Regions from separate parts of the Homo sapiens genome. Here region 2 is linked to region 1. The links are chromatin loops, found by intact Hi-C in ENCODE. Cell type or tissue: heart right ventricle. All regions are shown on one strand. Each heading gives the region's core, and the rest is flanking DNA. Links, peaks and the distances in the headings are about the cores only.

Region 1 (16,370 bases), core at 2,728-10,727:
GGCTATTATTTTTTATAGCCCCAGTCCCATGTTTAGTTGTTTATTGCATTATTGCACGTGCATGTATAAAATAATGCTAATTCAGCCTGGCCAACATGGTGAAACCCCATCTCTACCAAAAAGTACAAAAATTAGCCAGGCATGGCAGCACACATCTGTAGTCCCAGCTACTTGGAAGGCTGAGGTGGGAGAATCACTTTAACCCGGGAGCTGGAGGTTACAGTGAGTCGAGATTGTGCCACTGCACTGCAGCCTTGGTGACAGACTGAGACCCTTTACCGCCCACCACCCACACCCCCCGCCCCAAAAAAAAATAGTGCTAAGTTTCCTGTTTGCTGAGGCAGGATGACCTTCATGTAAGCACTCTTAAAGTTGTGTCATAGTATGGAGATACAAGGTCTGAGGATAAGTTTCACTTAAGACATCTATTTTAAGCCATTTAAGATGGAAATTTTCTGCCAACCCTTTCCAATTCTCACATGAGAGAAAGAATCTCTAAAGGAACATTTAAAGTTTGGGTGACACCTTCTAATACCTATTTATAGAATCAAGAATCGCTTGATCAATGTATAATTTTAATAGTTCTACTTTTTTTTTTATATCTAGCTTCTTATGGCGTAACAGTTTTCAAACTTTTGACCATGACCCACAGTAAAAGATACTTTCTATTGATATTTGGCATATACTTGTATGCAAACACATGAACACACTCAAATCTATATACATATACATGGACACCCATATGTATGGTTCATGAAATAGTAAGTACCCTTACTTCATGTGATAACCTCTAACATTTCTATTTCATTTGATTATTTTAACCCACTAAATTAGTTTAATGACCCACTCATGGCCTGCATCCAGCCATTTCTCAGATTTCTCACGAGGCCCTTAACTCTTGAACTTTAGTTGCTCTAGTGACAGGGAGCCAAGTTTTTTCCTTTCCACAAACTGTGAAGATTTATACCCTTTTCTCTTGGGATTCTGGTATCTCTGAGGTTCCTCCTGCAGATGACGTCTTAGCTCCCAAGGCCTCAGGCACATAAGAATAATTGTTTCTTGCCTATGGAGTATCCTTCATAGCTTGAGTTAATTGAAAAATTCCAACAGAGGTATTTTTCTATATACCATTATATTTCTATATTTATATTGAATCTACAGAAATCTACTGAATTAATCCTAGTGCTTTCTCAGTTGTTTGATGGGACTGATACAACTATTTTATAAAAAGCGTAGGATTAGGATTAACTGGATCAAGAAATAAAACAGAAGTATAATATATTAAGGGGTTCAAATCCAGCCCTGGTCTACAAAGAATGTTTTCAGTCCTATCAGATGAGAAGAAGAGAGATGTGAGCATGTGCTGCGGCCTCTGCCCCGCACCATTGTTGGGAAAGCCCTGGCCCTGCCAGCTTCTTTGCAGTTGTCATGTAAAGAGAATTGACTTGAGAAAGCTTACCCATGTGGCGGGTCCTACCAAATTCCTTCCTAGAGAGGAGTAAATCAGTACAGAGCCATCTTTATTCTAATAACCTAATTATAGGCCCTCTGTTTTACCTACCTGCAAAATCTTGTTAGAGATCTGTCTCTTCTTTAAAATGAGTCCTGAGCAGTTGCAGTGAAAAGCTTACTCTTATTAATATGTGCACTTCTTCCATCTGTGCTGTGGGCTGTGACAAAGAATAGGCATCATCCAAGTTAGACCTTGGCACTTGTTCATGGGTCTCCTCACCAAAGACTCTCAATCAAACCAAAACCAGTTGAATGGTAGTCAGTAGGAGATTGCCTGAATAAAATATGCTAAATTCATAGGATCAAATATATGCAGACATTAACAGTAATATTATTAGTTAATATCTGGTAAAATGAAAAATACTCCCTAGTGCATCACTAGGTAAAACAGGTGACTAAGCAGTATATGGTATGACCTCTACTATTTTTTTTATTGTTTTTTTGTGTGTGTGTGATGATGTCTCGCTTTTGTCCCCCAGGTTGGAGTGCAATGGCATGATCATGGTTCACTGCAACCTCCGCTTCCCAGATTCAAGCGATTCTCCTGCATCAGCCTCCCGAATAGCTGGGATTACAGGCCCCTGCCACCATGCCCGGCAAATTTTTGTATTTTTAGTAGAGACGGGGTTTCACCACGTTGGCCAGGCTGGTCTCAAACTCCTGACCTCAGGTGATCTGCCTGCCTCGGCCTCCCAAAGTGTTGGGATTACAGGCAAGAGCCACCATGCCCAGCCGACCTCTACTATTTTTAAAATAATAGCATCTACTAGCCTCAGCAACATGGCAAAACTCTGTCTTTACAAAAGATAGAAAAATTAGCCAGGCATGGTGGTGCACATCTGTGGTCCCAGCTACTCGGTAGGCTAAGGTGGGAGGACCTGAGCTCAGGGAGGTCAAGGATGCAGTGAGCTGTGATTGGGTCATTGCACTCCAGCCTGGGTGACAGAGTGAGACCCTGTCCCAAAATATAAAATAAATGAATAAAAGTATTTGTTTGAATGGAGAATAAAAGACAAAAAGGAAAAACATGAAAATATCTTTGACTAAGATTGTCACTTGGGGTTTTTTTTAGGGTTTTTATTTTTTTTAAATTTTCTGCCTTATTTTATTTTTATAGTCAGAAAAGTCAAATACTATTTTTAAATCTCTCTTGCATTGTTTTTCCCATTTGAAAATAACCATGGAGCTAAAAAGTAATAAAAAAATGTACTAAAACATTACCCAATAAAGAGCAGGCGTGAGTTGACAAGAAAAACAGGCAGCCAAACAGCCAAAAGCCAGTAGGTTGCAATAGCCACAGAGGGCCTCAGTTCCAATTAGGGGCAGTGGCTGCAGGGGAGGGCAATGGGCTCAGTTCAGGGGTCCCTTCATAATGGAAGATGACAGTGCCAGCTGGAGTTTGAGTCCAGACCACACCCAGCATGTACACACATGCACACGCCCTCATACATACACACACACAGGCCTTAGTAGGTGCTCCCTTCCCCCATCATGCAGCCATCTGCCAGGGGGCACTTTCTTCTTGATGGTGATATTAGTGGACTATTTATGTAAGCCAGCAAGCTTCTTGCATATATTTACATTTTACTGTCTACATTATAGTTTCTCAGGCAGCGGGAATCTTTTCATACTCAGTAGAGAATGCTGCCTCTGAAAGCTTTTGACATTAGTGATTTGCCCCTGGGTGATTTGTATTTCTACACAAGACCCACGTGTCAGAGCTATAGAGACCCCGTCTTTGTCCACCTCTCTGCAGCATGGCATTATTCCCTAAGTAGTGTTTGTGAGGTTGTTACCTCAGCTTCTCCTGGCCAGAGGCCACAAAGCTGTGACCCTTGACATTGTCAGTATAGATCTTTGTGAGGCAAAGGGCAGAAAAGGGAGCAAATGCTCTTCACCAGCTCAGGGGCACAGACCCTGCCTTCAGGCAGGCCTCACCACCTTTGCTCCTGAAGGGACAGCTTGTCCCTGATGATGTCCACAGTCTTCTCGGCTGGAAGCTCATTTCCAGCTAGGCTTAATGAAAGGGCAGTGAAAGCTGTCAGGAGATAGGGGCTGTGTTCTGATGGATCTTTTAGCATGAGGAGCAGTGGAAGAAGAAAACTGTCAATAACTAGAATGTAGTGTTCCTGTCAATTGTTTTTAATTATAGGAGTAATGAGGGTTTTCTAGGTCTACAGTTTGTATTTATGATCCTCTGTTGATTGAAATTCCAAACCTCTGTGCCTGAATGTTTATAGAACTGAAAGAAGGCCGTCTCTGCAGCTTCCATTTTTAGCACCTTTAACACTAAGACCCTCCAGATGCATTCTGTCTTTTCTTTCCGCTTGTGGATCTGGAGCCCTTAACCCATCCCTTGAAATAACGGTTTCTCTGAGGTTTCGGGATTCTTAATTCTAAGTTTCAGATTTCAGTGTTACAGCCAGAAGGCAACCACCATCTTGGACTTAGTTGTTTTGTTGCTCTTTGCTACAACTTTGGCAGTGCTAAGCGCACCCAGGTAAACATGAAGAGTTGAATATTTAGTTTATCATCATTTTTATAATTTCTGACAACTATTATTTGGTTATTTATTTTATACCAAGCCTGTGCTGAGTGTTTTACTGATACTTCCTCATTTAGCCCTCACAGCACTTAAAAGTTAGGTATGATCCCCATGAGGCAATTAAAACCCACAGCAGCAAAGTGGGAGAATCTGGGAGTCACATTTTAGACCCAGGCTGCCTGATTCCAAAGCCTGTGCTTGTAACCACCATACCCCACATCTTATTCCAGAAGTTTCTGTTTGTTTTCTATCTGAATGGTCCCGGAACAGGATTTGAATGCTTACGTGTATCATCCAGGAAAATCAGAAAATTTTAAAGAGAATCTAAACTCCCCACTTTAGTGGCCACCTCCTGCTGCTGAAATGCCTCATCTCACTGTCTTCTGTTGCATTCAGGCTCCCAGACAGTACACAAGGAACACTCAGCCAAATGTATGCTTTTATTCTTAGAGAATGTCAGCCCAAATCCCTGCCTCCTTTCCTACCTGGTCTGCTGGTATAGACAATCTAGACTGAGACAGGGACATTTTTAACCTCTCTACTTTGAACCCAAATCAGCCTCCTGCTTCATTCTCTCCTGGGACCCACATGGCCCCTCGTGCCACAAACTAGGCCTCCCTAAAGAATCTCCATAGAAATGCTCACCTTCTACAGGCCTCCAACACTTTCTCTTCTCTCTCAGAGGCCCTCATTGTGTCCTGTGCAGAGAGCATGGCCACCTGTGCCCTGCCCCACAAAGGGAATCATGTTCCTTCTCCCACTCTTTCATTTCTGTGCTGCTTCCAGACCTCAGTACGCATACTTAGTGGTCTTGCTGCCTTCCCAGGCCCTTCAGCAAGAGGAGGTCAAGATGGGGTGATGGCAAGTGGCATGGAAGAGAATGATGCCTATATCTGTCTCAGGATACCACTGATGTTAGATGTGGACACAGGAGCAGCAGGATTTTTGCCTTACTTTACTTCATGATTGGCCTTAACAAGCTGTCAGAAGACTGACAGCTGCATAGCTATGAATCGTTTAAATGTGAATCTTGCTGAGTAGAAATGCAGTTTTTTTTTAATGAGACCTAATAGTTGACAAATTGACACTACCTTCTGCCTGTAAAGTTCACCCTTGAAAGTGCTGCTATATTTAGAATATTATGCTCTAAGAATGATATTGTGGCATTTGGTGTATCTGCATTTTATAACACCTTATTTCTTTTTGTTTCATAAAGCACTTTAGATGGTTATTTATTTTTTAACTTGCTAGTGTTTAAAATTCCACCTGGAATCAGGGAGAAGGGAGTGCTCAAGCTATGTTCTTTCAGCTTCTTAAAACAAGCACCCAAAACAAAATGTCTGTTTGATGTTTACAGGTAATTATGACAGTGATGCACAATACAGAGTCAAATCTAGTTTTGCTTTTCATGGATTTTTTGACAGTCCTGTTAAAAGGGACAGGTGAGGCTGGGCGTGGTGGCTCACGCCTGTAATCCCAGCACTTTGGAAGGCCGAGGTGGGCGGATCACGAGGTTAGGAGTTTGAGACCAGCCTGGCCAGCATAGTGAAATCCTGTCTCTACTAAAAATACAAAAATTAGCTGGGCATAGTGCCATGCGCCCCTGTAATCCTGTAAGCCACCTCAGAAGGCTGAGGCAGGAGAATCACTTGAGCCCAGGAGGCAGAGGTTGCAGTGAGCCGAGATAATGCCATTGCACTCCAGCCTGGGCGACAGAGCGAGACTCCATCTCAAAAAAAAAAAAGGGGGGGACAGGTGATTACCCAGAAGATTCCATTTTAAAATGAGCTGGTTCTTACCAGGCCTGGCTTAGACAGGCATCTCAGCCAGAAACCTCTGTGTGGGCTGGGCTGCTAGACATGCTGTTATGCGCATGTACTGTTCAGGTTGTTTCCCTCTCCTCGTCTGTCTCCGTCCTTGTCCTTCCCCTTCTGCCCTTCTTTCCTTCCTTGTATCATTTACAGTTTGCGTCAAGAATATATTGGAAGAAAAAAAGAAAAATGTAAATATTCGAACCATAAAACTAACTTAAATTGCTATAGATAAGTTTCAAACTTGGCTTTAAACTTCATGAAGCCAAAGATAAGAGAGAAACAGAATCAGCTATCTGATTCTCATTATCAGAAGGAAGAAAATGTATCAATTCCTAAGAGAAAGTTAAGCATCTCTTTTTTTTTTTTTTTTTGAGACGGAGTCTCACTCTGTCACCCAGGCTGGAGTGCAGTGGCATGATCCCGGCTCACTGCAAGCTCTGCCTCCCAGGTTCACGCCATTCTCCTGCCTCAGCCTCCCGAGTGGCTGGGACTACAGGCACACGCTACCATGCCCGGCTAATTTTTTTGTATTTTTAGTAAAGATGGGATTTCACCATGTTAGCCAGGATGGTCTCAATCTCCTGACCTCATGATCTGCCTGCCTCGGCCTCCCAAAGTGCTGGGATTACAGGTGTGAGCCACCACACCTGGCCAAGAAAGTTAAGCATTTCTTGGCACTTAATTCTAAAGTACTTATAAGGACTTTTATACAGAGAGCTTCATACGGGAAGTACTAAGAGATGGGAGGACCAAAATTCTTGATCACCTTCCTGTTGTAGAGGTAGTATAGGATTCCATATGGCTGCTGTTCGTTAACAATCAAGGACTGTCATATAGGGCTGAACCCCACCCCCACCCCTGGGGTCTTCTCACATCGTAAACTAGGGTTCAAGATGAACCCTACTCTATCACATGGCATGAGCAAAGAATGGGCTCTAATGGAGAAAGGGAAAACTCACAGGACCAATGTACTGCTGAACACGACAACCAGGGACAGCAGGACAGAAGTGAGGGCATGAAGCCAGGTGCAGTGGCTCATGCCTGTAATTCCAGCACTTTGGGAGGCCAAGGCACACAGATCACTTGAGGTCAGGAATTTGAGACCAGCCTGACCAACATCGTGAAACCCCCATCTCTACTAAAAATACAAAAATTAGCTGGGTGTGATGGCAGGCGCCTGTCATCAGCTACTTGGGAAGCTGAGGCAGGAGAATCGCTTGAACCTGGGAGGCAGAGGTTGCAGTGAGCCAAGATTGCACCACTGCATTCCAGCCTGGGCGACAAAGCGAGACTGCCTCAAAAAAAAAAAAAAAAAAAAAAGAAGGCATGAGTCCCGCTATCCTTTGCATCCCTCAAAGTCCCCTTTCAGGGCCTGGGCACACCAGACCTACAATATGAACTTGTGACCCGGTGGAGGGACTTCTTATTACACTTTTTCCCTGCAATAGCTCAAACACGAGAGCAGCCTCGTCACAATGAGCAGGTTAGAATCATGGGCTGGATTTGGAGTTTAGGGAGCTGTCTGGGAATGTCAGTTGCTCAGCATCCAGGGACCATAGGGCTGCAAGATATTTTAGCTTTTTCTGTTGGGGACAAATAGTAACCAGTCTATGGAGAGCAGAGCTGAGGCATAGCCTCGTCATCATTCCAACCCAGAGTCAGTTTCCAGAGGCCTTTAAGACAACACCACCCATTACCCCAGAGGAACTTAAGGTCACACCATGTGAAAATAATTCCGAAAGAGATTGTGATTATATGCTTCAAGTAGCTAAGTGACTAGAGGTCCATTTTGACCCAAAGATAGAATTTGGAGTACCCAGAGAGGTGATAATTGTGTGACCTTCAAATGATGATCCTGTACACATTAGTTTTCTCAGATAGGTTTTTCTGTACAAGTTGTTGACAGTTCAAAATTGTGCTTTCTCTAGAGGTCTTTGTTTCTGTATATACTGATTCTGTGAATCAGCATAGCTGTTCTAGAAATAGGATGAGTAGTTGCTACAGCTGATATTCTAAAAGAGGCTGCATTGCAGAATTAAGAGCCAGGCTGTCTGGGTTTGAATCCTTGCTTTGCCACTTCTAGCTTTTACTGGATTTCTCTATGCCTCTGTTTACCCATCTGTAAAATGGGGATGTAATAGTACCTAACTCATAGGATTTTTAGAAGAATAAATGAGTTAACATATATTTGTTTATTGTATACACTTATGGGGTACAAAGTGATATTATATGTGTACCGTGTGGGATGATTAATTCAAACTAAAACATCACCTCAAACACTTAGCATTTTTAATGATAAGAACATTTGAAATTTATTCTATTAGCAATTTTGAAATGTACTATGCATTCCTACCAACTATAGTCGTCATGTTGTGCAATAGATTTCAAAAACCATCTTCCTCCTGTCTAACTGTAACTTTGTACCCTTTAACTAAAACCTCCCCATTTCCTCCCCCCTTAGCCTCTGGTAACTACCATTCTGTTCTCTGCCTCTATGAGTTCTATTGTTTAAGATCCCACAAATAAGTGAGACCATGTGGTATTTGTGTTTCTGTGTCTGGTTTATTTAGCTTAACGTAATGTCCTCCAGGCTCATCCGTGTTGTCGAATGACAGGATTTGCTTCTTTTTGAAGGCTGAATAGTACTCTATTTTGTATATATGTCATATTTTCTTTATCTACTCATCCATTGATAGACACTTAGATTGATTCCATAACTTGGCTATCGTAAATAATGCTGCATTGAGCATGAAGTGCGCTATCTGTTCAACATGCCAATTTCAAGTCTTTAGGATATGTACTCAAGTGGGGTTGCTAAGTCATATTGTAATTCTATTTTTAGTTTTTTGAGGAACTGCCATACAGTTTTCCAAAATGGTTGTATTAATTTACATTCCCACCAACAGTGTACAAGGGTTCCCTTTTCCCCCACACTCTCACCACAATCTTTCATTTTTTTAAATAATAGTCATTCTGACAGGCATGAGGTGATATCTCATTGTGGTTTTAATTTGCATTTTCCTTATGATTAGTGATGTTGAGCATTTTTTCATATATCTGTTGGTCATTTATATGACTTTTTTTGAGAAACATCTATTCAGGTTTTTTGCACATTTTTAAATTGGGTAGTTTTCTTGCCATTTTTGTGTTCCGTATAGATTTTGAATGTTAGCTTCTTATCAGATGTATGGCTTTCTTCTAATCTATTAGTTGTCTTTTTATTCTCATTATTTCTTTTGCTGTGCAGAAGCTTTTTACTTTAATGTAATCCCATTTGTCTATTTTTTCTTTTATTGTCTCAGCTTTTGGGATCAAATCCAAAAAGTTACCTCCCAGACCAGTGTCATGGAAGTTTCCCCCTATGTTTTCTTTCTTCTAGTTTTTTTTACAGTTTCAAGTCCTTTCAAGACCACACCTTGACTTTTATCCGTTTTTGAATTGATTTTTTATATGGTATGACCTAAGGGTCCAAATTATTCTTCTTTAGATGGATATCCAGTTGTCCCAACACCCTTTATTGGAGAGGCTGTCCTTTTCCCATTGTGTTTTCTTGGCACCTTTGTTGAAAATCAATTGACTGTAAATGTGTGGGTTCATTTATGGGCTCTATGTTCTGTTCTATTTCTTAGTGTTTCTATTTATATGCCAGTACCATGCTATTCTAATTACTATATAGCTCTGTAATATAGTTTAAAATTAGGTAGTGATACCTCCAGCTTTGTTATTTTTACTTATGATTGCCTTAGCTAATCAGGGATTTTTATGGTTCCATATGAATTTTAGGATTATGTTTTCTATTTCTGGGGAAAAAGACATTGGAATTTTCATAGGGATTGCATTGAATCTGAAGATTGGTTTGGATAGTATGGACATTTTAACAATATTAATTCTTCAAGTCCGTGAACACAGAATAGCTTTCCATTTATTTTTTTGTCAATTTATTTCATCAATGTTTTACGGTTTTTAGTGTACAAATCTTTCACTTCCATGGTTAAATTTATTCCTAAGTACATTTATTCCTAAGTATTTTACATTCTTGTAGCTATTATATGTAGGTATTTTCTTGATTTCCTTTTCAGATCATTCATTGTTATTGATTAGATTTGTCTTAATTTTGTATCCTGGGACCTTATTCCTTTATTAGTTCTGTCTTTTGGTGGTATCTTTTTGGTTTTGGATATGTAAGATAATGTCATATGCAAGCAGGTAATATTTCATGTCTTTCTTTTCTATTTGAGTGCCTTTTCTTTCTTTCTCTTGCCTAATTGCTCTGACAAAGACCTCCAGTAGGATTATGAATAAAAGTGCTTGCTGACAGTGGACATCTTTGTCTTGTTCCTGATCTTAGAGGAAAAGCTTTCAACTTTTCACCATTGAGTATAATGTTAGCTGTAGGCTTATCGTATGTGGCCGTTAATTTGTTGAGAGTTTTTATTATAAAAGGGTGTTGAATTTTGTCAAATGCTTTTTCCGCATCTAATAAAATGATCATATGGTTTTTGTCTTTTGTTCTGCTGATACGATGCATCACATTTATTGATGTATATATGTTGACACATCCTTGCATTTCTCCCAGGGAGAAATCTCATTTGATCATTGTGAATAATCCTCTTAATGTGCCGTAGAATTGGATTTGTTAGTAGTTTGTTGAGGATTTTGTATCTTCATATCTATGTTCATCAAGGATATTGCCCTGTAAGTTTCTTCTATGTCATTTTGTGGCTTTAGTATCAGGGCCTCCTAAAACTAGCTTGGAAGTATTCCTTCCTTTTTGATTTTTTTGGACAAGTTTGAGAAGGATTGGTATTAGCTCTTCTTTAAACCTTTTATAGAATTCACCTGTGGAGCCATCAGGTCCTGGGCTTTTCTTTGATTGGAGACTTTTTATTATGGATCCAATCTCTTTACTCATTATTGGTCTGCTCAGATTCTCTGTTTGTTCTATTTCTGTTTTCTATTTCTTCTTGATTCAGTGTTAGTAGATTATATGTGTCTAGGAATTTTATCCATTTTTTTCTAGTTTACTGGATTTGTGGCCATATGATTTGTCATAGTAATCGCTCATTATCCTTTGTATTTCAGTGGTACCAGTTGTAATATCTTCTCTTTCATTTCCAATTTGATTTAAGTCTTCTCTTTTTCTTTTTTAGTCTAGTTAAGGGTTTGTCAATCTTGTTTAACTTTTCAAAAAACTCTTTGTTTTGTTGATTTTTTCCCCTGGTTTTCTAGTCTGTATTTATTTCTGCTCTGATCTTTGAATTGTTTTCCTTCTGCTAACTTTGGGCTTAAATTTGTTCTTCTCTTGTAGTTTCTTGAGTAGGTTCTTTATTTGAGATGTTTATTTTTATTTAAGTATTTGTTGCTATAAATTTCCTTCTTAGAACTGCTTTTGCTGTATCCCATACGTTTTGGTATATTGCATTTCCATTTTCATTTGTTCCAAGATGTTTTTTGATTTCTCTTTTGTTTTCTCCTTTGACCCATTGGTTGTTGAGGGGCATGTTGTTTAATTTCCACATATTTGTGGCATTTCAAAGATTTTTCCTATTATTGATGTCTAGTTTCATACCATTCTGATTAGAAAAGATACTTGATATGATTTCATTTCTCCTAAATTTGTTCAAACTTGGTTTGCGACCTAACATATGACATATCCTGAAGCAAGATACGTGTGCACTTGAGAAGACGTCTGTTCCCTTGCTGTTGGATAGAATATGCTGTATATGTCTGTTGGGTCCATTTGGTCTAAAATGTAGTTCAAGTTCATTGTTTCCTTATTAACTTTCTATCTGGATGATCTGCCGTTGTTGAAAGTGAGGTATTGAAGTCCCCTACAATTACTGCATTGTAAGTTATTTCTGTCTTTAAATTATTTAATATTTGCTTTACATATTTAGGTGCTCTGATGTTGGGTACAGATATATTTACAGTTGTTATATCCTCTTGATGAATTGACACCTTTATCATGATGACTTTCTTTGCCTTTTTTTATTGCTTTGAGCTTAAGTCTATTTTGTCTGATAAAGGGATAGCTAGTCCTGCCTCTCTCAGTTTCCATTTGCATGGAATATCTTTCTTCATACTTTCACTTTTATTCTTTGTGTCCTTAGAAATGAGTTGAGTCTCGGGCCAGGCGCAGTGGCTCATGCCTGTAATCCCAGCACTTTGGGAGGCCGAGGTGGGTGGATCACAAGGTCAGGAGATCGAGACCATCCTGGCTAACACGGTGAAACCCCATCTCTACTAAAAATATAAAAAATTAGCCAGGTGTGGTGGCAGGCGCCTCTAGTCCCAGCTACTCCGTAGGCTGAGGCAGGGGAATGGCGTGAACCCAGGAGGCAGAGCTTGCAGTGAACCAAGGCATTCCAGCCTGGGCTACAAAGCAAGACTCCGTCTCAAAAAAAAAAAAGAAGTGAGTTGACTCTTTTGTAGGCAGCACATAGCTGGGTTTGTTTGTTTGTTTGTTTGTTTGAGACGGAGTCTCACTCTGTCACCCAGGCTGTAAGTGCTGTGGTACAATCTTGGCTCACTGCAAACTCTGCCTCCCGGGTTCACGCCATTCTCCTGCCTCAGCCTCCCGAGTAGCTGGGACTACAGGTGCCCGCCACCACACCCAGCTAATTTTTTGTATTTTTAGTAGAGATGGGGTTTCCCCATTCACAGCATGGTCTCGATCTCCTGACCTTGTGATCCACCCACCACGGCCTCCCAAAGTGCTGGGATTACAGGCGTGAGCCACCACACCCAGCCAGCTGGGTCTTATTTTTTATACATTCAGCCATTTTTTCTTTTACAAATGGAGATTTTATTGCTCTTAAAATAATTATTGATAGGTAAGGACTCAATAATACTAGTTTGTAGTTTGTTCTCTGATTGTTTTGTGGATGCTTTGTTTCCTTGTTCCTCTCTTGCTGTCCTCCTTTGTGGTCTGATTGTTTTCTGTAGTGGTATGCTTTGAATTCTTTCTATGTATGTTTTGTGCCTCTACTCTAGATTGTTGTTTTGTACTTACCATGAGGCTTCCAAAAACCATATACTCATAACAGGGTATTTCAAGCTGATAACACTGAATTTTGATAACATACAACAACTCTACATTTTTATTCCCCTTCCCTACACATTTTAATATTTTGATGTCAAAATATACATCATTTTGTAATTTGTATCCCTAATTTGGGCTATACTTTTGTTTTCTTTTTTCTTTTTTTTTTTTTTGAGACAGAGTCTCGCTCTATCACCCAGGCTGGGGTGCATTGGTGCCATCTTGGCTCACTACAACCACCACCTCCCCGTTCAAGCGATTCTCATGATTCAGCCTCCTAAGTAGCTGGGACCACAGGTGTACACCACCATGCCTGGCTAATTTTTGTACTTTTGGTAAAGACAGGGTTTTGCCATGTTGACCAGGCTGGTCTGGAACTTCTGGCCCAAAGTGATCCGCCCACCTCAGCCTTTGAAAGTACTGGGATTATAGGCATGAGTCACTGTGCCTGGCCTTGAGCTCTAATTTTAATAGTTTTTAACCTTGTATTAGAGATAAAATTATTTTACAGACCACTATTACACTTCTAGGTTTTTCTGAGTATGACTCTATATTATTTATAGCATTGATTTTTGTGTTTTCATATATTTTATTAAATTAGCAGCCTTTTATATCAGCTTAGAGAACTCCATTTAGCAATTTCAATAGGCAGGCCTACTGCTGATGAACTCCATTAGCTGTTGCTTGGGAAAGTTTTTATTTCTTTCTCATTTCTGAAGGATAGCTTTTTTGGTTGGCAGCACTTTAAATATATCATCTCATTTTATGCTGCCCTGCAGGGTTTTTGCTGAGAATCCTCTAGTAGCCATATTGCAAGTTCTTTGTATGTAACAAGTTTCTTATTTCTTGCTGCTCTCAATTTTTTTGTCTTTTATTTTTGACAGTTTATTATGTGTCTTGGTGAACTCCTCTTTGGGTTGAATTTTTAGTACAAGTCTACAGTTAAAACTTGCTATTTAATTTTTCAGTTCAGTTGTTGTTGTCTCCATTTCCAGGATTTCTATTTGGTTTTTGTTATAGTTTCTGTTTTTCTGTCAGATTTCTCATTTTGTTCATATATTGTGTTCCAGATTTCATTTAACTTTTTATTTTTATATTCTTGTAGTTTCCTGAACTTCCTTAAGAGGATTGTTGTGTATTTTTTGTTGGTCATTCCATAGATGACCGTCTCTTTAGGGTCCATTATTAGAGCTTTATTAATTTCTTTTGGTGGTGTCACTATTCCGCTAGTTCTTCATAATCTTCATGTCCTTGTATTGATGTCTGTGCATTTGAGGAGACAGCCACCTCTTCCATCCTTTAGAGGTGTTCTTTAGCATAGATTTAACTTCATTATTTACTTTAGCCTGTGATTCTGGATGAGCCAGCTGATATCAACCCCAGGGAGGCAGAGCTTGCTGTCAGTTTCTCTAGTTGGCTGGGTCTCTGCCTTTGCTCTGAGTTTGGATGCGGCTGCTGGCTGAGCTTCACCTTCCAGCAAGACTACTGGCTGGCCACTGCAATCAGGCGGAGCTGCTGGCTGGGAACTGTGATTGCTTCTAATATCTGGCAGCGTCACAAAGTGTATTTCCCTGTTGGGGAGTATTGCTATTTGGGTTATGCAGTTGGGTAGGTCGGCAGGCTGGGCTCTAGGTTTAGATGGATCACTGTTCTAGACAAGTCCAGAGGTTATGCTCCATAGTCCTTGCCTGGGCTGGACCATGGGATGGGCTCTGACACTAGGTGGAGCCACTGTTTGGCGCTGCTGTTTGGATTTCAGGGTTTGGGCAAGTCTAGCCACTGTTCTCTTCAAAAAATGCACTGTGGTGGGCATCTCTTTTCCTGGGTAGGGCCTTGGGGTGGGCTCTGAGGCTGGGCATAGAGGCTAGTTTTCTAGGGACTCAAGCCAGGTTGAACTTCTTGTTCAGCTTCTGGGAGCAGCCGACTCAGCTTTGTAGGTAGGGTAGATCATTAGCTGATCTCTCTGATCAGGTGCCGCTGCTGGCAGCAACACAGAGCTACCACCCAGATCTGCACACCAGTCACTGCAAACTCCACCTTCTTGATTTGTTTGACACCAGGGGATCTTGCCCTGCAGTTACTCCAGTATTCCCTTTGAGGCAAGACAGTCATGGGCTTCCTTCAAAGCAACTCAGAATGCTAGGGAAGCTAGATCTCTACTTTCAGTTCTCTTTTCCTCTGTAGAAAACGTGGGCTTAGGAGAATCCCCCCTGTGGCTCTGTGCTGACTTGGAGGAGTGGGAGGAGTGATATGGTCAAGGTGAAACCATGCCTCTTACTCTTCTAATGCAGTTTTTATATGGTTCTGTGTTCCATGTAGGTGTTTTCATTCTCATTCCCAAGTTTTAGTGTCTTCACAAAGATGTTCTTGTCTGTGGATAATTGTTAGTTGGATTTTCTGTGGGTGGGCAATGAAGCCGGGAAGTTCTTCTTCTACCATCTTGCTGACTTCACCCTCTATAAAGCTTTAAACTGTGCCTGACACACTGTAGGTGCTATCCTGTTGATAATGAGAATTATGTTAAAACTAGGAGCTTTTACCTAGATGAAGACAATGTCATCCATACAGAGGACTTACAGAGATGCCTACAAACAAATCTGAAATATTCTCAGCAAAGTTTTCATATTTGTTTAGATACTTGAATTATCACCTAAAGCTCTGCAGCATTGAACACTGTGAAATTATTTGGACCTTGCAGATTTTCAAGGCAGGTGCATCACATTTTCAGTGTGGCCATAAGACCTTAGTCGTCTTCTCATGGAATGTCTGGTTTGGAGCTTTATGGCTTTCTGGTGATAGACAACATAAATGACTGAAATGCTTCCCCAGTAGCTAGGGAAAATAAATTACAACATAATGTTATTTGATAAAGATAGATTTTTACTTGTAGAATAGTTAATATAAAGCCATCTTTACTAATAATAATTCTGTATCTAATGAGAACCAGCTATCTATTGAGAACATTCTTGACTCTTGACCTTATCATTAGTATAGGGAAGAAGTTCGCTTCTCTATTTTGTACAGGCCTTCATTCATAATTAGAGTAATTAAGTTGGGGTAAAGAAAGACCCCAGGATACAGTGCCGTTTTACATGGTTCAGAATCATTATCTCATCTGTCAAGAGATGTTGCTGCCATCTTACTACTTGGGATTCAATGTCCACAGCTCCGCTTCTAATCAGCTCTCATCCATAAGAGCTCAAAGCCAATAACAGTTCAAATAATTCTTGCCAGCCTTTTGCACCAGGTGGTATATAATTTGTAGTGGAATGGATTTGCCTGCTTGCTCCTTCTGTAAAATGTGGACAATGAAACCCATACATGTAATATAGTATAAGGGAGCTAGCATAAATTTTTGATGGAGTGTTCAGCAAAGTAATAACTTTGTATATACAAAGACATATTTGCCTTTTTGAAAAGTTGTGTAGAAAATGTTTGCATATACCACATTTGATTA
Region 2 (16,370 bases), core at 3,410-11,409, 63 kb before region 1:
AAGTCAAGGCAGCAGTGAATGGGGATCACACCACTATACTCCAGCTTAGGTGACAGAGCAACACCCTTTCTAAAAGAAGGAAATAGAAAAAGAAAGGCAAAGAAAGGAGAGGAGGAAGGGGAAAGGAAAAGGAAAAAAGAGAAAAACAGCCTCTATTCTCTTCCCCAAGTAAGTGACTTCATTTGCAACTGAACCTGGAGAAGTTTAAACCTAAGGGTATTCTCAAAAAAACCCTGGCAGTGTGGTGAAAGGCAATGGGAGGAGACTTGTAGTTCTAGTGAAGATAGCTGAAGGTAAGCTAGCTCCAAGGAGAGATCCGGAGAATAAGACAGCTGGGAGGAGCCCCTCCTGGAATCAGAGCAGATATCAAACATGACCTCAGAAAGGTTCTATCAAAGGAGCTACAATTAGCTCCTTTGTAGATTCCTTTGTAGAGGAGTTTTTGCCTCAAGGCATTGTTGAAAATGTAGAGCAGTCAGTTAATGGAGTTTAGTATCTGGGTGTGGTCAGAAAAAAAATGAGGAAGATAATCCTGCCATTAGCACTGCCATCTCAAGGTGACTATTAGCATACCCAAAGCTGTGTCTAGCTGAGGAACATCAGAGATTTAAGACTGTGGGAGAGAGATAGACTTCATTAAAATAATCCAGCCAATCACTAAACAGATAAAAAGCAAACAACAATAACAAGCCTTAGAGCTGCGGGGACCAGTACCCAGAGTTGCAACAATGTATCTAAAATGCCCAGTTTTGGCTGGTTGTGGTGGCTCATGCCTTCCTTTAGTTCTGTGAATAGCTTTGACCTGGCAGAGAAAAGAATTCACCAACTTGAAGCTAGGGTGATAGAGATTACACAAGTCAAAAAAACAGAAAGAAAAGAATGAAGAAAATAAACAGAGCCTCAAATAAATGTGGGATACCATTAAGAATACCAACATCTATGTTATAGGAATACCACAAGGAGAGGAGAGATGTAATGGAGAAAAAAACTTGAAGAAATAGTGAATGAAACCTTCCCAGTTTTTTGAAATACAATAGCCTATCCATCCAGGAAGCTCAACAAACTCCAAGTAAGATTAATGCAAAAAGACCCACAAACAGATACATCGTGGTAAAAATGTCAAAAGTCAGGGACAAAACCCTGAAAACAGCAAGGGAAAAACTATACAATCGGCTGGGTGCGGTGGCTGACGCCTGTAATCATAGCACTTTAGGAGGCCAAGGCAGGAGGATCGCTTGAGGCCAGGAGTTCAAGACTAGCCTGGGCAACATAGTGAGACCCTGTCTTTACCCACTCCCCACGCCCCCTTCCCAAATACAACTATACTTCACTTACAAGGGAGTCCCAATAACATTAACAGCTGACTTCTCAGCAGAAACAAAGGATGCCAAAAGGTAGTGGGCTCAGATTGCTCAAAGGAAAAAAAATGAGCCAAGAATCCCATGTCCAGTAAAGCTGTCCTTTCAAAAATGAAGGCAAAATACTTTCCTTGATTTAAAAAAGAGAATTTGTTGCTAGCATTCCAGCTTACAAGAAATACTAAAGAAAGTTCTACAGGCTGAAAGCGAGTGACCCCAGATAATTCGAATCCCCACAAAGTAAAGGTAATTATGAAATTATAAAAGACAATATAAACACACATTTTCTTCTTCTCTTAACTGACCTAAAAAGCAATTATATAAAATAATATGTATCGACTGTATAAAACAAAAAGTGTCTGAGACAGGTCTCTATTAATTTAGAGGTTTATTTTGCACAGGTTAAGGATGTGCCTGGGAAGAAGAGACTCTAGTCACTGAAGGATCTGAGACCTGGATTTTTTCCAAAGAGGGTTTTGAGGACTTCAAGATTTAAAGGGGAAAGAGTGGGCAGGAAGGGAAGGGGAAAAGAAAAAAAGTGGGGAGGGTAGGTAGTGAGATAAGTGGTCACATTCTTGTGAGGCTTTGATTAGCACTCACTGAATCCACATGTTACATGTGAAAGAAGAGGGTACAGGAACAGTCAGTTATGCATTTGTTTCATGTTCATCAAATCTGCATTTGTCTCATAGTGGGCAGTAGAATTATTTCTAATATTGTCATTGTACCTATATGTGAAGATAAGCTGTTAATTTACAGGATCAGGGTGAGGGAGGCCACCTGGAGAGAGATGTGGCCTTCCATCTTGCAGCTGTTTGGGAACAAAGGAAAGGCAGTTTTTTTGCATAACTCAATTTCCAAGCTTAACTTTTATCTTTGGCATAGCAAGTTTGGCACAGGAGGTAGGTAGGAACAAAGCTGAAATTTTCTAGGAAATGATGACAGATAGTAAAATAGTAATTATAACAATTCATTGTTGGGTTTATTAACATTAACAGATGTAATATGTATAACAACACCACAAAGATAAAATATTTAGGAATAACTTTAACAAAAGGAGTGCAAATTTATACTCATAAAACTGTAAAATATTGTTCAAAGAAATATCTAAATAAGTAGAAAAGCATCTCATCTTCATGAATTGCAAGACTTGACCTTGTTAAGATGGTAATGCCCCCCAAATTGATATATATCGATTCAGTACAGTAACTATCACTATCAGAATCTCAGCTGAGTTCTTTGTAAAAAGTAACAAGTGCTTCTAAAATTCATAAGGAATTTCAAGGGACCCAGAATAGTTAAAACAATATTGAAGAAGAAGAAGAAGAAAAAGAGTGTAGGAGGGCTCACAAGTCACTACAAAGCAATTTTAATCCCTATGGTATAGTACTGCCTGGCACAAGGATAGACATAAAACTGAGAGTATAGAAGGAAACCTGTAAATCTATGGTGAGTTGTCTTCAAAAAGTGTAAAGACCATTCTTTCAATCGAGAAAGAATTATCTTTTAGACAAATGGTGCTGGGACAGCTGATAGTGACATGCAAAATAATGAAGTGGTGCCCTTCACATCATATACAAAAATTAACTCAAAATGGATCAAAGATTTAAATATTAGATTAAAAATATAAAACAAGGCTGGGCACAGTGTCTCATGTCTCATGCCTGTAATTCCCAGCACTTTGGGAAGCTGAGGTGAGAAAATCACTTGAGTCCAGGAGTTTGAGTCCAGCCTGGACAAGATAGGGAAACCCCATCTCAATCAATCAATCAATGTAAAAATTAAAAATATAGATAAATTTTTAAATATATATATATATATATATATATATATATATATATATATATATATATATATATATCTCTGTTAGAAAACATAGGGGCAAATCTTCATGCATTAGGATTTGGTAAATAATTCTTAGACATGACAGCAAAATCACAATCAACAAAAGACAAAATTATATTTAAATGATATTTTGGACTTTCTGAAAATTAGAAACTTTGCTGCTTCAAAGGATTACCATTAGGAATGGGTGAAAATATTTCTGACTCATAGATCTGGCAATTGACTTGTTTCAGAATATATAAAGAACTCTTTTCAATTCAACAATAAAAAGACAAATTACCCAACTAAAAAGTGGACAAGGGATCTGAGCAGACATCTCCAGAAAACATAGATGACCAATAAGCACATGAAAAAGATGATCAGGAAAATACAAATCAGAACCACAATACAAATCAGAACCACTATGTCACGCCCCCTAGGATGTCTATAAACAAAAAGACAAATAGTAGCAAGTGTTGTCAAGGATGTTGAGAAATTACTATCCTCATATGTTGCTGGTGGAAATCTAAACTGGTACAGGGCCTTGGAAAAGGGTTTGGCAGTTCTTCAAACTTTTTTTCTTGAAACTGGGTCTCGTTCTGTAGCCCAGGCTAGAGTGCAGTGGTGCAATCACAGCTCACTGCATCCTCTAACTCTCCGGCTCAAGCAGTCCTCCACCTCAGCCTTTGAGTAGCTGGGATTACAGGCGTGCACTCCCATGCCTGACTAATTATTTTATTTTTTGTAGCGGCGAGGTTTAACTTTGTTGCACAGGCTGGTCTTGAACTTCTGGGCTCAAGGGATCCTCCTGCCTCAGCCTCCCAAAGTGTTGGGATTACAGGCATGAGCCACTATGTGCGGCCTCTTCAAACTATTAAACATAGTTACCATATGACCCAGCAGTTTCGCTCCAGATGTATACCCAAGGGAAATAAAAACATATGTTCACGTAGACATTTGTATGCAAATGTTTGTAGCAGCATTATTCCTGATAGCCAAAAGATGGAAACAACCAAATGTCTGTCAACAGACAAATGGGTAAACAAAATGTGCTATATTCATACAATGAAATATTACAATTAAAATATATACAATATTAGCCATAAAAAGAAATGAAGTACTGTACATGCTGCAACATGGATGAACCTTGAAAACATTATACTAAGTGAAAGAAGACAGTAAAACACACACATACACAGATACACACAGTATATTATCCCATTCATATGCAAATCCAGAATAGCAAAATCTATAGAAACACAAAGTAGATTAGTGATCGATTGGGCCTGGGGATGGAGTGAGGAAGGTGGAGTGTTGTAGTTAAAGATACAAGATTTCTTTTTGAGGTGATAAAATGTTCTAAAATTGACTGTGGTGATGATAGCACAGATCTCTGAATATACAAAATTCATCAAATTGTATACTTTCAGTGATTGAATTCAAGTGGTGGTATGCTATGTAAATTATATATATGAAAGTTGTCAGATTCGACATGGAGTCACTTGTGTCAAAGCCTGGCAAAATAGAGCTGGGGGACGGTTATGAAGGGAGAGCTGTCACACATGATTTGCCTGATAACAAGAACTATCACAAGAAATTTTTCTCAACTGCAGCTTACTACACAAGTCACACAGGGACAGCTAGCCACTTAAACAAGAACATTTGCCTGACACACTATCTCACAAGCCCAATCCAAACTGCAAGGGCCTAACCATAACACTAAAATTGCAAGTCCTACTTTGCAATTTACTGACACTCACCAATCAGAACTCACCAGCTCTTATATAAGATGCTGCCAGTGCCAGTAAACTGTCTTTGAAAACAACTTGCATAACCTCCTCTTCCCCCAATAAACTCCAGCCTTTCTTTTGTTTTCCAAACATACCAGAGGCCACCCTGTTCTGTCTGTAGGTCCAAGATAGCAATCCTGCTTCTCGTATGTTATTCCCCAATAAAACCTTTTTACTTAGAGATATGTCTTTATATTTTTTATGCTGACATATCTTTTTCCTTTATTTTTTTAACTGACACATAATATTTATACATATATAGAGTGATGCTGTGATACATGTATAGCGATCAGATCTGTGTAAGAAGAGAATGGGATAAGAAGAGATAGATTAAATTATTCTGGGAATTTTTTATTTTAAAAAAAGGAGTGAGGTTACCTCTTTCATTGAAATAATAAGAAAGTCACAGAGAATAGATGAAGTTGTAAGAGGGAAAAAAACAAGAGAAGTGCCACGTTGAGAAAGGTCACGGCCAGTGGTTTTCTCTTAGGGTAAAACCAAGACAAAAGTCATCTATAAAGATTGAAGAGTTGCACAAGTAGAATTTTAGGTTATTACTTTGACCTTCAGGTCTCTTGATTTTAAAGAAGTTTGTATAAATGTCCAGTAGAAATCATTTTTTCTCTGAAGTACTTGGCCAGCTTAGCAGCAGATACAGAGAACATCTCAATAACATTTTCTTAGAACTTTGAAAGGAAGGTGAATTGGAAAAATCAGGGTGCTAATGAGAGCACCTTGAAATGATGGCTATGGAAAAAGGATGACTATAGACATGGTGGGCTGATGGAGGCTGGAAGCAAGAAGGGGTCATGTAGCATAAATTACAATAAGGTCAAAGAACAAGTTCTTTAGAGTAAAATATACCACCCTTATAGATATGCAAAGCCTAACATGACGTCCATCTGTTTTCTCTGATATTATCTTGTACTACCCTCCTGTTACTTGATCTGCACCTCTGGCCAACACAGCCAGGTATGGTCTCTCCTCAGGGCCTTTGTACTTGCTGTTCTTTCCTCATGGAAAGCAATTTCCCTGAAAATCTACACAATTAGCTCCCTCTTTTCCTTCAGGGCCCCTCAGTAAGCCTTCCTTTGCCTCATCCTATCTAAAATCGGATGGAAAAGGAAAAAAGACTTAAGCATTATTCTCTATCTTCCTTGCTTTATTTTTCTCTTAGCACTTATCATTATCATATTCCATATTTAACTTATTTTAAATTTTTATTTTTGTGTATATCTCTCCTGTTACTGTGTAAGCTTTAAGAAGACAGGGAATTTTTTTTTTTTTTTCTTGACAGAGTCTTGCTGTGTCGCCCAGGCTGGAGTGCAGTGGCATGATCTTGGCTCACTGCACCCTTTCCTCCTGGGTTCAAGCAATTCTCTCTCAGTCTCCTGAGTAGCTGGGATTACAGGCACATGCCACCATGCCACCAGGTCCGGCCGGGAATTTTTTTTTTAAAGCAAGTTCTCTACTATATTTCTGCACCTAGGAAATACTTGGCAAATATTGTAGTGACTTAATATTTGTGGAAGGAAAAGTAGAGATAGAAGGTGGGGCATGTAGACAGTTTCCTTTAAGCTTGAAGATCTTAGAGGTGGAGCAGTTCAAAGTGATGACTCAAATTTGGAAGCCCCCTAGTAAAGCCAAAAAAGGTTATTATAAATGTAGACTTTTAATATAGGACATATTTTAGAAAAGATGTTTGACATTGTAGTTACCAAGGATCTTTAACGGTAGATTTGGAGAACGGGAAAGTGTTAGTTCTTATAATTCAGTGCCAAAATTTCTGCAGAAGTGGGAAGAGGCTTCTGAGGTCAGTAGATGTCATGAGTAAAAATAGTGACATTTAAATAGATGGCTCGGACTTCAACAGAGGATTGCTTCAGACACATTTAGATACTAAGTTCTTTCATGCTTCCATCATGGTCTTGGTATCTTCATCTATTACAGAAATTATTATAATTAGCATTTTACCTGCCAATTTCTTCACAAGACTGTAAAGCACTCTTAATCTCTATCTTCCCAGCACTTTACAAAGTGCCTGGTGCGTAGTATTCTCAGTAAATATGTGTTGAGTGAAATACTTACTGAATGAGAAAACATTAAGAGATAACTATGGAATTATGATGTTGGAGCCAAGAGCATTCTGATCTCTAGGTCATATCAGTGGACCAGAAGGGTGAGAAAAAGAGAAAGCCAAGTTTCATATACATGAAGGAGCAGGTTAGATGTTTTAAAGGTTAACTTTTTAGATGAAGGAAAATTTGTTGTTTATAAAAGAAAAAAGACAATGCAAAAGCTGGTGGAAGGATTGTAAACAGGGATGATGTGAGAAGACAATTAATTATAGGAGTAAGGAAACATGAAAATAATGGTTATAGACATTTGATAGTAATTGTCGAAAGAAAAATGTAAGATCAAATAGTTTGACTGCTAAATGAAAATCAGCATGAATTATTAAAGATATGGGAAGTGCAAGCAGGAAAGAAATGTTTCTCAGGTTACATTTGATGTTGTGAAGAATATTATAAAACAAAGTAGCATAGAACTCCACTTGGGAGTATTTACGTGATTTTAGGACTTCCATAAATACTTTTTATTTTGTCTCACTCTTGTTAGTAACACAAAAATGGAAAATGTAAAAACCTAAGTCTGTACACTTCCCTCTCAGTCAGTGAGCTTTACTGGGGAGGCAGCTATGGATGGAAAGGGCCAAGCTAATGGAGCAGGTCTCTGCAGGCTGGTCTTTCTTCCATATGCTTCGATAACTCTATAGGTATGATTTACAAGTAAAGGCATAGCCCCCATTAGCATTAATAGGATTTTACTGTTATTCTTTTAGTTTAAGGAAACAGATAATACAGTAGGTATTGGTGCATATTATTGTGCATTTATAGTGGGGACTTACGTAGAGATTAAAATGTTAATATAGGCCGGGCACGGTTGCTCACACGTGTAATCCCAGCACTTTGTGAGGCCGAAGCGGGTGGATCACTGGAGTCAGGAGTTTGAGACCATCCTGGCCAACATGGCAAAACCCTGTCTCTACTAAAAATACAACAATTAGCTGGGCATGGTGGCGGGCAGCTGTAATCCCAGCTACTTGGGAGGCTGAGGCAGGAGAATCGCTTGAACCCAGGAGGTAGAGGTTGCAGTGAGCCAAGATTGCGCCGTTGCACTCCAGCCAGGACAACAGAGTGAGACTACGTCTCAAAAAAAAAAAGGTTACTATGGTCCTGAATGTTTAATTATGAAATATATTGGTAAATATGTACGTTGTGAAACAAATTATTTTCTTTTTCTTAATATAGAGTTACATTTTTATGGGAGGTGCATTTTTTAAAAAGGTATTTACAGCCTGATACAATAGCATTTAGCTCTGTGCAATTTAAGTTAGTTTTTAAAAAATTTTGTTTCCACAGTCCAGAAAAGGCTTTGAAAGACTCACTACAACCCTATGAGGCTGCTTATCTATCAAAATCCTTATCTCGACTCTTCGATCCTATCAACTTGGTTTTTCCCCCGGGTGGTCGTAATCCTCCTTCCTCTGATGAACTTGATGGTATTATTAAAACTATAGCAAGGTATGTATTTTTTATATAGTGGCTTGCCATAAGATGACTGCCATATTTGTTAGTGATATATGATAGCAGTACCTTTTTAATTTATTTTCAAATTATTCAAGTAATTAGGCCCACAATTAAATTAAGAATTTTATAGTAAATGAGTGCACACATAGTAAGTACTTGAGATTCCAATTAATAAATAATTTAAATACCTTAAATATAGTCTAAAAACAGTCTATTATAATTATTCTATATCTTGCCAAGGATGCAAAGTAAACCTAGCTCTTTGTATCATAGTAAATTTCTTACGTTACACAAGAAATCAAATATAATAAACGATTTTATAAATTGAGAAACTAAAACATACAGGTTAACTTTTTTTTATCCTAAACTCCAGAACGTGCTTCATGGCAGAAATAGGAATATAACTTTGATTAGCTTGTGTTCGCTATTTTAAGCTTTTTAAGTGAATGTGACAGCTTTTAAGACTAAAAAGGGAAGATATCCTAGCAGAGGTGCCACCTGAATGCCTGCAGACAATGTAATTATATACTGTTGGCTTTAGACACTTATTTAAAAGTTATCCAGACCAATTTGCAGTTGAAATTATCTCAGTTTCTGTCATGACTAACAAGTTGTCATAATAGTAGATCTGTACATTTGAGATGGACGTTTTAAGGAATAAAAAATAGTATGAGACTGAGGTCTAAATTCTTTTAAAGATTTGAAGATGGTGATTCTGAGGCGTGGAAGAGTAAGACTAAAAAGCCACAGGTGGCCAGGCATGGTGGCTCACGCCTGTAATCCCAGCACTTTGGGAGGCGGAGGTGGGTGGATCACCTGAGGTCAGGAGTTCCAGACCATCCTGGTGAAACGCCATCTCTACTAAAAATACAAAAATTAGCTGGGCCTGGTGGTGCACGCTTGTAACCCCAGCTACTCGGGAGGCTGAGGCATCAGAATCGCTTGAATCCGGGAGGCGAAGGCTGCAGTGAGCCGACATCACGCCACTGCACTCCAGCCTGGCTGACAGAGCGAAACCCTGTCTCAAAAAATAAAAATAAAAAGCCACATGTATAATAATATACATAAGCATATCTTTTGCTGCAAACGTACCTACAAATTGTCTAGATTGCCCAGCATCTTGGTCCTAAATCTCTCCACAATTGCCTTGACTTTCCTTCTGACTATAGGTCTTAGTAACTTGATCTCTTTGACCTGTTTATGTAAATGTTAAAGAGGAATCTCTCCCATTCCTCTGTGCAACTTGACAATGCTATAATCAAATATAATCTACAACTGGAAGAATCATGCTTATGCTAGTGTTTAATAAAATTTAAAAGTGAACATTAACAAAATTATGTCTCAATACTGTATGAAAGTGCATTTTTGTTACACATAGTATGCTCTAGTATTGTTTCAAACTTTCAACTTCTTTAAAAAGAGAATCTGGTAAGATTTACTCTACTACTTTAGGGACAATAATTTTCTTGCTTTCCATCTGTATATGGGTTTCTATATTATTTTTAATTTCTAGTGTTCTTTCCATGGTCTTCGTAAAATACTTTTTTTTTTTTTTTTGGCAGTCAGATCAAATACCCCAATTAATCCAATGTTAAAGTTGAAGCATGACAAAAATATACTTTAAGAATCCGAATTTTAAAAATTTGTAATTATAGTCCTGTTATGCTTTTATATTATTTAAAAAGCTACTCTATTGAAACTAGCATGAATTGGCATAATTTCTACAGAAGCTGAGTATCTTTATATATCATGTGTAATTTATATTTTTAGCCTATGTCCCTTTAAGGTCATCATTTCCATTCAAGAGCTGTCATTTCCTTGCAGATGTCTGTGATATGCAATGCCTCTGCTTGCACTTTATCAGTATTAGCAAGAGTGCTACTTTAAAAATCTGTACACAATTTACTCCTTTAATCACAGACTGAACCCACATATGACATGCTTTTGTTAATGAGAAACTGGTCATTAAGGAAGCCATCTCCAGGTACTTTTTCCAAGTGCTGAAATTAGGGGGTAAAATGAAACAATGCAACCAGTTCTTGGAAGCAGTGAAATCTATAAAAAGAATAACCACATTGCTTATTGGGTTTGAGTTTTTATCTTGCTCTTTACTTTGTTGATGAATGATGTTGCTAATATTTAAAAACTGTTTTCATTTTCTCCAGTGAACTAAATGTTGCTGCTGTTGATACAAACCTCACATTAGCTGTGTCAAAAAATGTGGCAAAGACCATCCAGTTATACAGTGTAAAATCAGAGCAGCTTGTAAGTGGTTTCCTTTATCTGTAAACTTTAATGATTTTATTTAAAATTACTAACTATATAATACTTGACTAATCATAAATATTGAATTGACTATTTACTTACTTCCATTTTTACTGTAGTGAAAGTTTGTAACTTCCTGATGAATTTAAACCAGAAAAAAAATTTGTTAACAAAAAAATGGCCCTCCTACACATTGTCAATACACTTTCAGAAGACAAGCAAGTTTTATAAGGTTTCCTTTTTTAACGCATGTGCCAATTAATGGCCTAATTATATATTTTTAAATATTTAAATATTTTAGTAATTTACATAAATTATAATTATGCATGATCAATCAAGTTTTCCCTTTTGTGTGACCACTAACTCCATATATCATTCATGCATGGTCACCTAGTATGAAATTGACTTGAACTGTTAGAAAACTGTTGGAGGAAGTAAAGTACGTAAAATTTTAGTAGAAAAATGTTTATTTACTTTTTAAAGATTCCAACCCTAGAACCTGGGAATTTAACCCTAAAATTATTCTATTTGAAATAGCTATATGCATGCATTTAAAATAATAAGTACATAATTGAATCATAATCTTAATTCTATACATTAATGTTTGAAAGTTAAGCACACATATTTCACTAGTATATATGTATGCTAATTGAAATCCAAACAAAATGAGACTTCAATATTTTTTTTTTACCATTATTGATATACTAATTTTAGACAGTGTGTCAAAATCTGATTGTCTCCACTATCTTTAGAATGTTAGCTAACTACGTTTTCAGTTTATCCTCTCTAACCATTCCCGGTTGAAATACCATAATAAACAAAATAATCTACTTTTATCTATATCCAAGTTGTTTCAGTTTGTTCTGTGATAATTTTTAGGGTAAGTTGGTGACATACTGAAGGATTTACATAAAATGATCCTTGGAGGTAACAGTCATGTTACGAGGCTTCCTTCTTTTAGTTCCCATGGATGGCCAGATTTTGTTTGCAAATATGGTACTATTTTCATTCAATTGATCTTGTAGTCTTGACAAAATCATCTTAGAAGCATCTTTTTAAGAACTTTATTGAAAACTAACCATACAGAGATATAGAAGCTCTTTGTAGGAAATTACTATGAATTTAGATTACTAATTTTTCTCTCAATCTTTGTTTAAATCTTTTTTATAATGTTCACTGCTTCAAAAACATGGTTATTGCTATAAATAAAATTCAGTGTTATATCTAGTAGAGTATAGTGTAATTACTGACAATGCTAAGATCTGAAGATAACACTGTAAGAAAGATCCAGCATGTATATAGAAAATACCTTGCATTGAGAGTAGGGAGGGACAGTGGTAATGGTAATATGTACTTCAGTTAACATAGTAATGGCAAAAGGCTTAGACGAAATCAAAATATCTGCAAACATTTCACTGAGTTGATACTGTTGATCAAATTGTCAGTGGCTGTAAATTACTTAGGCCTATCTAATGTACCTGCAGTGTTGAAGGCTAACAGAAAATCATTGTCATTTTTTGGTTTTTAATTGGATTATATCTTTTTTTATTAAAAATAGTTTTATTTTTCAACTTTCATTTTAGTGTATAAGGGAAGCTTAAGCATTAAATAAGATTATAAAAAACATCATATGCCTTATTTTTAAAAATATATTATTGACTAATGTCTTAAGTAACAACTTGCTGTTAATGTTTGTTTCTTGGCATTTAATAACACTCTTCTACCCCTCAATGTGCTAAAATTATACCTGTTTTGTTCTTTAATCTTTACAAATATTCCTATTTTTTTAGAATAATTTGACTGAAAACATTTAGAGGAAAATAGCCAAATTGTAAGTCTTTAGTGGAAGAAAGACTTGAAACAGATTTTTGAATTGGATAACTACTCTGCCTATAAATGGAAGTATTGACTTGAGATTTGGTATGAAAACTAAATCAATGAGTAGGAGATTCTTTTCAAAGATGAAAAATTTAAGCTTCCAGTCCACAAGATTAAGAAATGACAGAATCTGTTGTTTCCTGACTTTTTAATGATCGCCATTCTGACTGGCATGAGATGGTATCTCATTGTGGTTTTGATCTGCATTTCTCTAATGACCAGTGATGATTAGCTTTTTTTCATATGTTTGTTGGCCACATATATGTCTTCTTTTGAGAAGTGTCTGTTCAGACCCTTTGCCCACTTTTTGATGGGGTTGTTTGTTTTTCTCTTGTAAATTTGTTTAAGTTCTTTGTAGGTTCTGGATATTATCCCTTTGTCAGATGGATAGATTGCAAAACTTTTCTCCCATTCTGTAGGTTGCCTGTGCACTCCGATGATAGTTTCTTTGGCTATGCAGAAGCTCTTTAGTTTAATTAGATCCCATTTGTCAATTTTGGCTTTTGTTGCCATTGCTTTTGGTGTTTTAGTCATGAAGTCTTTGCCCATGCCTGTGTCCTGAATGGTATTGCCTAGGTTTTCTTCTAGGGTTTTTATGGTTTTAGGTCTTACATTTAAGTCTTTAATCCATCTTGAGTTAATTTTTGTATAAGGGGTAAGGAAGGGGTCTAGTTTCAGTTTTCTGCATATGGTTAGCCAGTTTTCCCAACACCATTTATTATATAGGGAATCCTTTCCCCATTGCTTGTTTTTGTCAGGTTTGTGAAAGATCAGATGGTTGTAGATGTGTGACGTTATTTCTGCAGCCATAAAAAAAGATGAGTTCATGTCCTTTGCAGGGACATGGATGAAGCTGAAAACCATCATTCTCAGCAAACAAACACAGGAACAGAAAACCAAACACTGCATATTCTCACCCATAAGTGGGAGTTGACCAATGAGAACACGTGGACACAGAGAGGGGAACATCACACACCGGGGCCTGTTGGCGGGTGGGAGGTAGGGGAGGGACAGCATTAGGAGAAATACCTAATGTAGATGAGAGGTTGATGGGTGCAGCAAACCACCATGGCACGTGTATACCTATGTAACAAATCTGCACGTTCTGCACATGTATCTCAGAACTTAAAGTATAATAAAAAAGAAAAGAACAGAAACGAAGGAAGAAAGGAAGGAAGGGAAGGAAGGAAGGGAAATCAGATCATTAATAGAATGCTCAAGCAGTGAGATAAAGGAAAGCTAGAATTTTAAAGATAAGCATGTTTTCAGAAAGAGTGACTTGCAAATACAACCTGAAATGTACATCGAACAGCTTTTCATAATCTGAAATGTATTTCCCTAAAGATTGGTTATAGAAGTCTCTTGGCTACTGAAACGTTTTAGTATACTTAGTTATAGATTTTATTCATATCAGGAGAAAGGCTTATAAAAGGTTTTTTCAAGCTGATTTTTAATATTCTGGGGTATAGTAGATTATAACATTAAATTACATATAGAGTGCGTTATATACTTATAATAATACATCTGAAATTATTTTTATGATTACGTATTTTTTTCCCTAAGGCTTTTCTGTTACTAATCACCAAAGGTATGTGTTATACAAACCTAAATCTCTGTAAGGATAAATCCTTCAGTCCTTCTGAATCCAAAGCGATACCAGAGAATTTATTTTTAAGAGTGAGGTTGGGCCACAAAAATAACTACCATCATTAACCTTTATAGTGAATCAGGAATTGTGCCAAGCCATTTATATATATTATTTCATTTATTTCACAACAATCCTATGAAATGAAAGTATTACTGTCCACCACTACAAAATGTAGAAATTGAAGCTGAGAACAGTTAATAGCATGAGTAATATAGACTACTAAAATTAGAATGCCTGGGAGCAGGTGTTGGCACTAGCATTCAAATCCAGACCAGACTGTAAAACAAGCTTGTCCAACTCGCCTTATTTTTCACTGTTGTTGTTCTCTTGTTTTTTTTAGGCTTTTAGCAGCCTGAAGCCATGGTTTTTAGTTTCTATCTCTAGTGCTAAGCAGAAACGTATAATGAGTAAGGGGCTTTACTGGCCTAACCAGAAACAGAAACTAAGAACCCACGACTGTATTCTCTCCCATGTTCACCTCTGCACCAACCTTTAATACTTTATTTCTGATCTGTAGCTTGTATATAAACATAACATCTTTTTTATTTAAGAAAAGTTGCATTGTGTTATACATATTGTTTTGTGAATTGCTCATTCATTTTACAATATATCAAGATCTACATTTACTATGTTAATACGTGCATAATATATTTTATTTATGTGTAGAATAGTTTATTTTACTTCTGTGCTCTTAATGTATAGTTAGATGATTTCATAGTTTAATTTTGAAATAATAGGGATTTAGCATTGATGCTTCACATCTGAGTTCTAAGCAATAGGCTTTAGTTCCTGCAATATGTGTTTAACTTAGTATGGGTCATGTGAATATCAGCTTTCTAGATGCTCTTTTGTAAAACTGAGATCAAGGTTTTTTAGATTTTCATTTAAAAATTCTTGTTTGTCTTGACAGCAATTGTGAGGTTATAATTAATTTACTAAGAATTTTATGTTTCAAATACACATATACCTATAGGTGTAATATCATAATATTTTATGATTAAACTGAACAAATTATTTAATGGTGATATATTGGGGATTTGTTTGTATAGTCTGAAATGTGACCTTTAGAAGAAAAGGTCACTAGACCTTACAGTGGAAAGTTTGGGGTTTTTTGTTTGTTTTTGAGATGGTCTCACTCTGTTGGCCAGCCTGAAGTACAGTGGCATGATCATGGCTCATTGCAACCTCTGCCTCCCAGGCTCAAGGTATCCTCCCGCTTCAGCCTCTGGGCATGCCAGCATGCCTAGCTAATTTTCTTATTTTTTGTAGCGATGGAGGGTCTCGCCACATTACTCAGGCTGGTCTCGAACTCCTGGGCTCAAATGATCCATAGCCTTGGCCTTCTGAAGTACTGGGATTACAGGTGTGAGCCACTGTACCTAGCCACAATGGAAAGTTTGAATTAGTGTTTTTCTTATCCTCTGTGTGTTAAAAGAAAACTAAAATATTAGTACATAAGGGAACTGTTGTGGCACCTTTAAAATTTATAGGCTTGTAAACTTTTTTGATATCAACTTTGGAGGCAAATATATTAATAAGTATCCCTTTTAAAAACTGAAGGGTATTTTCCAACAGTAACCATTATTTGATGGTTCCAGGGAATGGCATCTAGAATCTTAGTGTAAATGGCAAATGTTATGAACTGTGAGAAAGGAGATTGGCATTTAATCAGGTTGCAGACCATTTGAAACAATAATAGGAATGACATTTAAGGGGAGGTCTCAACTTCAATGCAGATCAGTAGCTATGTATGAGGTCAATAGTTCTAGACACTAAGGTTTTATTTTAAGGCTTTGTAAATATACACTTTATTCTTTATATAATTTTATAAGTTGGAGACTTGACATTCCTATGATGGAAAAAAACATACATGTGTGATATTTAAATGGTATAGAGACATATGAGCTCAAATATGAGTTCAATTTTTTTTTTTTAAGTTCTAAAAGTATTGGCCAGGTATGGTGGCTCATGCCTATAATCCCAGCACTTTGAGAGGCTGAGGTGGGCAGATCACCTC

What was found. Peaks named below come from ENCODE experiments on the same cell type or tissue, not always from the same donor. Only the 100,000 strongest peaks of a DNase experiment are listed, where the experiment ranks them.
Region 2: it touches region 1 in a loop (2.1-fold over the local background); 18 of 110 quality-filtered maps call a loop at or near these places.

Annotation. Positions count from the first base shown.
Region 1 is chr7:107,211,637-107,228,006 of GRCh38, reverse strand. The region is part of intron 19 of COG5 (component of oligomeric golgi complex 5); the gene reads left to right. LOC124901721 (a long non-coding RNA gene) reads right to left here and starts at 5,945. Exons shown (of 3, transcript XR_007060472.1): 1 at 5,857-5,945; 2 at 1,562-1,670. In heart right ventricle, for the core only: no CTCF peak of the experiment used is centred there; DNase peaks (open chromatin) are centred at 6,956 and 7,354; H3K27ac peaks cover 7,151 bases.
Region 2 is chr7:107,275,757-107,292,126 of GRCh38, reverse strand. COG5 (component of oligomeric golgi complex 5) reads left to right here. Exons shown (of 22, transcript NM_006348.5): 13 at 8,395-8,556; 14 at 10,728-10,827. Among named protein-coding and RNA genes, the nearest start is that of HBP1, 110 kb to the right of the region's middle. In heart right ventricle, for the core only: no CTCF peak of the experiment used is centred there; no DNase peak of the experiment used is centred there; H3K27ac peaks cover 7,634 bases.